2 separate regions of the Homo sapiens genome follow, and region 2 is linked to region 1. A link is an interaction called in ENCODE POLR2A ChIA-PET data of the cell type or tissue named here. Cell type or tissue: CD4-positive, alpha-beta T cell. All regions are shown on one strand. Links, peaks and the distances in the headings refer to the core of each region. The heading gives the core; the rest is flanking DNA.

Region 1 (4,402 bases), core at 228-4,227:
AAAAAAAAAAGTTCCATAAGTTTAGTAAAGTAAAAGATTTAGTAGCAAAACGATACTAATTTGAACACACTAAACTTCCCAGAATTTCTTTATCTTCCAATTCAAGACTTAACATAAGTCTGACAAAAGCTCTCTGGTGAACAAGAAATCTAGGTATTTAGGGCAATCAAACAACTAATACTTTATTTCACAGGAATGTTTACCAACCCAAATATATTAGTTCCACAGAAATTAGATGTTTAAAAATGTAGTCACATTCAAAGAGAAAAAATATATAACAGAAAGTATTCTCAATTATGCCAACATACAAAAAAATTCTATTAGCCTTTATTGTGTTTTTTTTTTTTTTTTTTTTTTTTTTTTCAGAGACAGAGTCTCCCTCTGTCGCCCAGACTGGAGTGCAATGGTGTGATCTTGGCTCACTGCAACCTCTGCCTCCCAGGTTCAAGTGATTCTCCCGCCTTGGCCTCCCAAGTAACTGGGACGGCACCCACCATCATGCCTGGCTAATTTTTGTAGAGACAGGGTTTCTCCATGTTGGCCAGGCTGGTCTTGAACTCCTGACCTCAGGTGATCTGCCCACCTCAGCCTCCCAAAGTGCTGGGATTGCAGGCGTGAGCCACCGCGCCCGGCCCTGCGCTTTTATATTCACAAAAACAGAGATTAAAAAAAATCTTGGTAAAAATGAATTACAGGGCTTGCTATGTAAAAAGCACCCCTATACAAACTTTCTCAAACAGCTCTAATGCAAATTATCTAATATCGTTATCTTTAAAGTAACCAAATCTTCCAAGTTATAATTTTACAACTTTCATCCTCAAATTACCACATCTATTAATGCCATCAATCTAAAAACCAATTAGTTTCCTTCCAACTTTAGAGATAAGCACTGAGCAGATGAATATATCACTCCCTAAAACTACTGAACATTTTTAACATCCAGTTTTCTGGTTTGCAGAGTTATACAAGAAAAGGCCTTTGAGGAAGAATGAATTTCATCTTAAATCTACTGAAAGCCCTAATATAGTTAATAACTTGAACTGATTAAATATTTATGAAAACAGGACACTGCGTGTAGTTTTTCATAATGGCCACCTGTTTGGAAATGTTAATTCTGTGGGTTAGGGTATCACAGGCCACCTGGTAGTACAAAATAAGAGCAAATACCTTTTCCTTAGTTTTCCAAAGCCTTTCTGAAATGCTTTATATTAAAGCACATAAGTGTGGGGCTTGGGGTGGGGGAGTTTCAACCATACAGAAAAATGCTATCTTTCATATTGTCACCTACTACACAGTTTTAAACTGTTTCAAACTATACCAGAGCACACTTAATAGTTTTATGTTACAATAGTCCTTAGTATAGTTTTATGTTACAATAGTCCTTAGTGTGTTTCAGCATAGAAACATCAGAGGTTTTAACATAATTAATACTGAGAAGTTTAATTTCTACCACAAATTGAATTAATACCTTTAAGATATAAAGGTAAAACACTGCCAAAATTTTGGCAATAACTCTACCAAATTTTCTTCTCTGTGTCAGAGTCTAGCTTTCTGACAGTAAATTATCAACTAAACTTCCCTTATACGATCAGATGTAAGAAACGCTTTGATTTTCCAAATATGTTTTTCTTCAGTAATATTATCAGTAAATCCTAGATTCCTTAATTAAGATAAATCAATATAAAATTTTACCTAAAACATAGAAGAAACTTCATTCCTTCAAAACAGGCACTTTGTAAACATTTACCTAGAAAATATTTTTGTAACTACCAAAAATGGTAAATATCCTATAGTTTTTATAATTTAAAGAGCATATAAATGAACCATGGAGCACTAAGACTACATATTAATTTGCAAAACTTCTAGACCTATACTAATACATTTTATGCAACTTATTTGAGTCTATGTAAGTCTAAATTGCTATGAATATTTATAGTTACTACTGAAGTATTCTTCTCAAATAATCAAAACATTTCAAACTGAGATAAAATGGACTAAAAGGCCTACAACTCAAGATACCTAAAGTGATTCCTTAAGAAAAACATTCTAATTATTTGTATTAACTAATTTTAGTTACCAGTTACAAAAATTGAAAAAGGATAATAAGATAAAGCATAGGAGTGAGAAATGCTAAATTAAAGGTGGGACCATAAACAATTTTTCGCTCAAATAATTTTCCAGACTGTAAGTTCCTTGCTATGAGTGCTGACACATAAAACAGGAAGCACAATAGGCATCTCTTATATGATTCAAATTACAAACTGCTTTATTAAGAGCCAGCTAAATACTTTCATTTTCTCTTATTAGTCCACCATATTATGCAGCCAGTTCAGGTCTACGGCATCTGATTTTAAAATGCCAGAATAAAGTTTATGCTTCTTTAACTGTCATATATGTATACATCATTTTACAATTCTCTTAATAAAAATGTAAACCTTAGGGCTTAGTTCTTCTAATTAAAACCATTGTTTTCATTCTTGTTAACCTATGTGAGGAATATAAGCTACTGAAATGGACTGTCACAGTACTTCCCCGTTTAGAAAACTTAAAAATAATTAGTTTTGTTCTTAAAAAATGATATTTAAAGCATAAGCACAATTTGGATCTCTAGCTAAAAGACAAGTAAAAACCAAAACAGCAATGGAAACAACCTGTAAGCTAGAAACTCAGTACTGGAGAAAAAGGAATTGAATTGCAATTTAAAAGACTGCTATAATATGTGATTTTGCCGTTAACGTGTGAAGTATATATGACTCAAATTTTACTTCTTAAATACACTATGTGGTTGAACTGTTTTAAAATAAATATTAGATATAACTTCCAATGCATTCTTTTTTTTTTTTTTTTTTTTGAGATGGAGGAGTCTCACTCTGTTGCCTAGGCTGGAGTGCGGTGGTGCGATTTCGGCTCACTGCAACCTCCGCCTCCCGGTTTCATACGATTCTCCTGCCTCAGCCTCCTGAGTAGCTGGGATTACAAGTGCGCACCACCATGCCCGGTTAATTTTTGTATTTTTAGTAGAGACAGGGTTTCACCTGTGGGTCAGGCTGATCTCAAACTCCTGACCTCGTGATCTGCCCACCTTGGCCTCCCAAAGTCCTGGGATTACAGGCATGAGCCTCGGCGCCCAGTCTCAATGCATTCTAATAGGGCAATAATGAGATAACTACTTCTTTTTTTTTTTTTTTTTTGAGACGGAGTTTCGCTCTTGTTGCCCAGGCTGTAGTGCAATGGCGCGATCTCGGCTCACTGCAACCTCCGTCTCCCGGGTTCAAGCGATTCTCCTGCCTCAGCCTCCGGAGTAGCTGGGATTACAGGCATGCGCCACCAGGCCCAGCTAATTTTTTGTAATTTTAGTAGAGATGGGGTTTATCCATGTTGGTCAGGCTGGTCTCGAACTCCTGACCTCAGGTGATCCACCCGCCTCAGCCTTCCAAAGTGCTGGGATTACAGGCGTGAGCCACCGCGCCCAGCCAACTTTCTATTTTAACAAGTATAACTAATATTAGTGATGACGAGAAAAATACTTTCTTTGAGATAGAACTTACTTCTGCCTATCAAATCATAGCCAATGGATAACTTCATCCTTCATATTACCAAAGTCCTTAGCTCTTTAATTATTCTGATTGTAACAGGATAATCTATCTGGAAGTTTTGGGTTTTTATACATCTACTTTTATTCCACTAACATATTTCTTGGAAGAGTAATGCTGATCTACAACAGTAATATCCGATAGAAATATGTGAGCCATTATAATCCGAGTAATTTTTAATTTTCTGGTAGTCACATTAAAAAAGGTTAAAAGAGGCTAGGCGTGGTGGCTCACGCCTGTAATCCCAGCACTTTGGGAGGCGGAGGCGGGAGGTGGGTGGATCACTTGAGGTCATGAGTTCCAGACCAGCCTGGTCAACATGGCAAAACCCCATCTCTACTAAAAATACAAAAATTAGCCTGGTGTAGTGGTGCCTTCCTGTAATCCCAACTACTCAGGAGTCTGAGGCATGAGAATTGCTTGAACCTGGAAGCAGAGGTTGCAGTGAACCCGAATGGTGCCACTGCACTCCAGCATGGGTGATAGAGAGAGACTGTCTCAAAAAAAAAAAAAAAAAAGTTAAAATAGCTAAAATTATTTTTAGTAATATATTTTATTTATCCCAGTTTATACAAAATATCATTTCAACATGTTGTCAATATTAAAATTACTGAGATATTAAAAAAAATCTTGGTACTAAGTCTTTGAAATCTGGTATTTTACACCTAAAGCACATCTCAATTCACAGAAGCCACATTTCAAATCTTCAACTGTCACATGTGGCCACTGGCTAGTACTGGACAGTGCAACTCTAGAATATTTAAATTATAAAGTAATACTTAGAACTTTTATCAGGAAATTGAGGTAAA
Region 2 (4,402 bases), core at 173-4,172, 390 kb after region 1:
GTGATTACAGGCGTGAGCCACCGTGCCCAGCCCATTTTTTTTTTAAATTGTGGTAAATTATACAAAGTATTCATCATTTTAATCATTTGTAAATATAGAATTCAGCAGCATTAAACACATTTACAATGTTATGTAACCATCACCACTATTCATACCCCAAACTTTTTCAGAATCTCTAACATAAACTCAGTAACAATTAAACAAATAACTCCCCATCCCTCTCTCCCCACTGCCCCTGGTAACATCTGTACTATTTTCTGTCCCTAGGAAGTTGCCTATTCTTTTTTCTTCTTTTCTTTTCTTTTTTTCCCGAGATGGAGTTTTGCTCTTGTTGCCCAGGCTGGAGTACAATGGCAAAATCTTGGCTCACTGCAACCTCCACCTCCCAGGTTCAAATGATTCTCCTGCCTCAGCCTCCCAAGTAGCTGGGATTACAGGCAGGCACCACCATGCCTGGCTAATTTTGTATTTTTAGTAAAGACGGGGTTTCACCATGTTGGTCAGGCTGGTCTCAAACTCCTGATCTCAGGTGATCCACCTGCCTCAGCCTCCCAAAGTGCTGGGATTACAGGCATGAGCCACCGTGCCTGGCCAGAAGTTGCCTATTCTAAGTACTTCATACAAGTGAAATCATACCACACTTGCATGTTCTTTGGGTTTAGTTTATTTCACTTCATATAATGTTTTCAAGGCCTATCCACATTGTAGCAAGTGTCAAAATGTCATTTGTTTTTGTGCCTGAATAATATTCCCTTGCATGCCTGTGACACATTTTGTTTTATCTACTCACCTGCTGATGGATGCTTTGGTCATTTCCATATTTTGGCTCCTGTGAGTAATGCTACTGTGAACATCAGTGACACTTATCTGTTCAAGTCCCTGATTTTAATTCTTCTGGATGTACGTCTAGGAGTGGAACTGCTGGGTCATATGGTAGTTCTATCCTTAACTTCTGGAGGAGCTGCCACACTGTCTTCCACAGTGGCTGCACCAGTTTACATTCCCACCAGCAACACATGGGGGTTCTGTTTTCTGTCTTTTCAAGACTGAGTCTCGCTCTGTCACCCAGGCTGGAGTGCAGTGGTGCAATCTCGGCTCACTTCAACCTCCGCCTCCTGGGTTCAAGCAATTCTCCTGCCTCAGCCTCCTGAGTAGCTGGGATTACAGGTACCTGCCACCACGCCCAGCTAATTTTTTGTATTTTTAGTAGAGACAGGGTTTCACCATGATGGCCAGGCTGGTCTCGAACTCCTGACCTCAGGTGACCCACCTACCTCAGCCTCCCAAAGAGCTAGGATTACAGGCATGAGCCACTGCCTCCAGCCAGCGATTCTTGTGCCTCAGCCCTCTGAGTAACTGAGACCACGGGCATGTGCCACCACTCCTGGCTAATTTTTGTATTTTTTGATAGAGATGGGGTTTTACTATGTTGACCAGGCTGATCTCAAACTCCTGATCTCAAGAGATCTGCCCACCTCAGCCTCCCAAAGTGCTGGGATTTCAGGTATGAGCCAATGTGCCCAGCCCGCATGAGCATTCTGATTTCTCTACATGCTCACCATTATTTTTCCATTAAAAAAAAATTATAGCCATATCAATAGGTATAAGGTGGTATCTCATTGTGGGTTTGACAGACTTCATTCCTTTTAATGGCTGGATAATATTTCATTGTATGGACATGCCACATTTTCTTATTCATTCATCAGTTGGTAGAGATTTGGACTGTTCCCACTTTTTGGCTGTTATGAATGATGCTGCTATTATGAATGATGCATTTGAGGGCAAGTTTTTGTGGGGGCCTGTGTTTTCAATTTTCTAGAGACTGTAACTAGAAGTAGGATTGCCAGGTCATGTGGTAACTCCGTGTTTAACCTTTTGAGGAACTGGGTAGAACCATTTTTATCCTCATGTTATACATAAAGAAATGAGGCCCTGAGAAGTTAGGTTGCCCAGAGCCATACAACTAAAAAGTGGTTGCTGGCCGGGCACAGTGGCTCATGCCTGTAATCCCAGCACTTTGGGGGGCCAAGGCGGGTGGATCACAAGGTCAGGAGATCAAGACCATCCTGGCTAACACAGTGAAACCCCGTCTCTACCAAAAATACAAAAAATTAGCTGGGCATGGTCGTGGGCACCTGTAGTCCCAGCTACTCGGGAGGCTGAGGCCAGAGAATGGCGTGAACCCGGGAGGTGGAGCTTGCAGTGAGCCGAGATCACGCCACTGCACTCCAGCCTGGGCGACAGAGTGAGACTCTGTCTCAAAAAAAAAAAAGAAAGAAAGAAAAAAGTGGTTGCTGGGCTTTGAGTCTGGTTGGCTGTCTCAGGAGATCAAAAACAGACAACACCATCCTTCCTGAGGAAAGCAACACTTGTTCTAAAAACAGTCACTAACAGTGTGGGATTTACCAGCAATTTTGACACCTGAAGAATTAATGCTACCATAACCCTCAGTAAAACAATTTAATTAAAATTAAAACGTTTTCATTTTTATTACCTTATTATTATTATTAGCTATTATTTGTTGGATGTCTGCTATGTGCCTAGTATTTTACACACTCTAAACCTTAAAACAGGGAAGGCTCGGGGGGCTTTGGAGTTAGACAGCCTCCAGGTTTGTGTCCTGCTCTGCCACTTGGGCAAGGAATGTAACCACTCTGAGTCTCACTGTCCTCATGTGGGGACAACAATATTAACTATCTTATAGAGTTATCATAAGCCTACATGAGTCAGCACCATAAGAAATCCACAAATACTACTTTTAACAATAAGCTTGTAAAAAAACACTACCTCCCTGCACATTTTACAGATGAGAAAACTGAGGCTTGGCCGTTGATATGATCTGTCCATGGTCCTGAAGACAGAGGTGCCAATGATGACGCTTTTTCATCTCTGCTGTTTCTGCTCCTGGTTCATCCCTTGTTCTGCCCATTCCATTTGTGGACAACACAAAACACCTGGGATTTCTCTACCCTATTCTTCTTATGAACATCGAGCGAGTACAACCCTCTGGGGTCTCTACTGATTCCCTGCTCACATCCCCTTTCCCTCCACATCAGACTGTCTGCATCTCCCAGGACAGAACTCCCACATCTCCCAGGAGCTCCAGCTGCAGCTTCAACTTTCAGTACCTAGCAGCTGGGCTTACTCCAGGAAGACACTGGTGGAATGGAGAGAGCAGAGACTTCCAGTTCAAATTCTGACTCCATCACTCAGGCAAATAGCTAATCCCCCTGATCACCAGCTTCCTCAAAGGTCAAGTGAGGACAATTGTTATACTTCGCAGGATTGCTGCGAAGATGTGAGAGTGTATGGAAAGTATCTGGTTCAGGTACCTGATGCAATGTGGGTGCTCAATAAATGCTCATTACCCTTTTATAGCCCTGTTCCCCTTGTGGGGTGGCAAGGAGAGGTGGAGGCTTCTGGAAGACAAAGCTCAAAGATGGAGTCCACTAGGCTAGGAAATAGCTTGGCAGCTGGAGTGAGAGCAAGGGAGGATTCAGGGGTGGCAGAGATCAAAGCCTAAATTATGCAGATTATTCCTTTGTTCCTTGTAGTTTGCACTTGCTTTGGTGCCTCCTGGGGTGTGAGGAAAGACAAGCTCACATCATATGCACACAGATACACAAAAGTACACAGGGACAAACATACACATGAACCTAAATGCACATGAAAATAAACCCCACCACAACACACACAAACACACATATGCATGCTCACAAGTGTGTGTATGCACTCTGAACACAAATTTATCTACGTGTTCAGGCAATTGTTCAGAAGCTCATGTGCTCATGAACATGTGTAAATGCACAATCTTGTGTGTTCATGCAAGCACATATACACACACACATGTTCACAACCACTAGTCCACACAGGCATGCATAAATGCTTGTCCACATGTGTGCACACTCCCTTTTCAAATCCCCAACTCAAAATAGAAGCATAAGGTGCAACATTTGTGCCTCTCTGTCGTTGAGAGAGAGGAGGCTTTAGAAAGACAGCTTTGCAAAAGAATGTAGAGAAATTGACAGGGATTCCATGCATTTCAGGAAAGGTTAAGAGGTGGAGGGTGTCCAATAGCAATAGCTGGATGAAAGGGTACAGAGGAAACTAGTTCAACCAATGTGGAAGTCAGTGTGGCGATTCCTCAGGGATCTAGAACTAGAAATACCATTTGACCCAGACATCCCATTACTGGGTATATACCCAAAGGACTATAAATCATGCTGCTATAAAGACACATGCACACATATGTTTATTGCGGCACTATTCACAATAGCAAAGACTTGGAACCAACCCAAATGTCCAACAATGATAGACTGGATTAAGAAAATGTGGCACATATACACCATGGAATACTATGCAGCCATAAAAAATGATGAGTTCATGTCCTTTGTAGGGACAT

Evidence for each region. Peaks named below come from ENCODE experiments on the same cell type or tissue, not always from the same donor. Only the 100,000 strongest peaks of a DNase experiment are listed, where the experiment ranks them.
Region 2: POLR2A ChIA-PET joins it to region 1 with 9 read pairs; 2 of 35 experiments call an interaction of 5 or more read pairs at or near these places.

What each region holds. Positions count from the first base shown.
Region 1 is chr9:122,898,756-122,903,157 of GRCh38, forward strand. All of the region lies in intron 1 of RC3H2 (ring finger and CCCH-type domains 2), which reads right to left. Among named protein-coding and RNA genes, the nearest start is that of RC3H2, 4.4 kb to the right of the region's middle. In CD4-positive, alpha-beta T cell, for the core only: no CTCF peak of the experiment used is centred there; a DNase peak (open chromatin) is centred at 2,246; H3K4me3 peaks cover 1,319 bases; H3K27ac peaks cover 990 bases.
Region 2 is chr9:123,289,112-123,293,513 of GRCh38, forward strand. No RefSeq gene overlaps it. Among named protein-coding and RNA genes, the nearest start is that of STRBP, 23 kb to the left of the region's middle. In CD4-positive, alpha-beta T cell, for the core only: no CTCF peak of the experiment used is centred there; no DNase peak of the experiment used is centred there.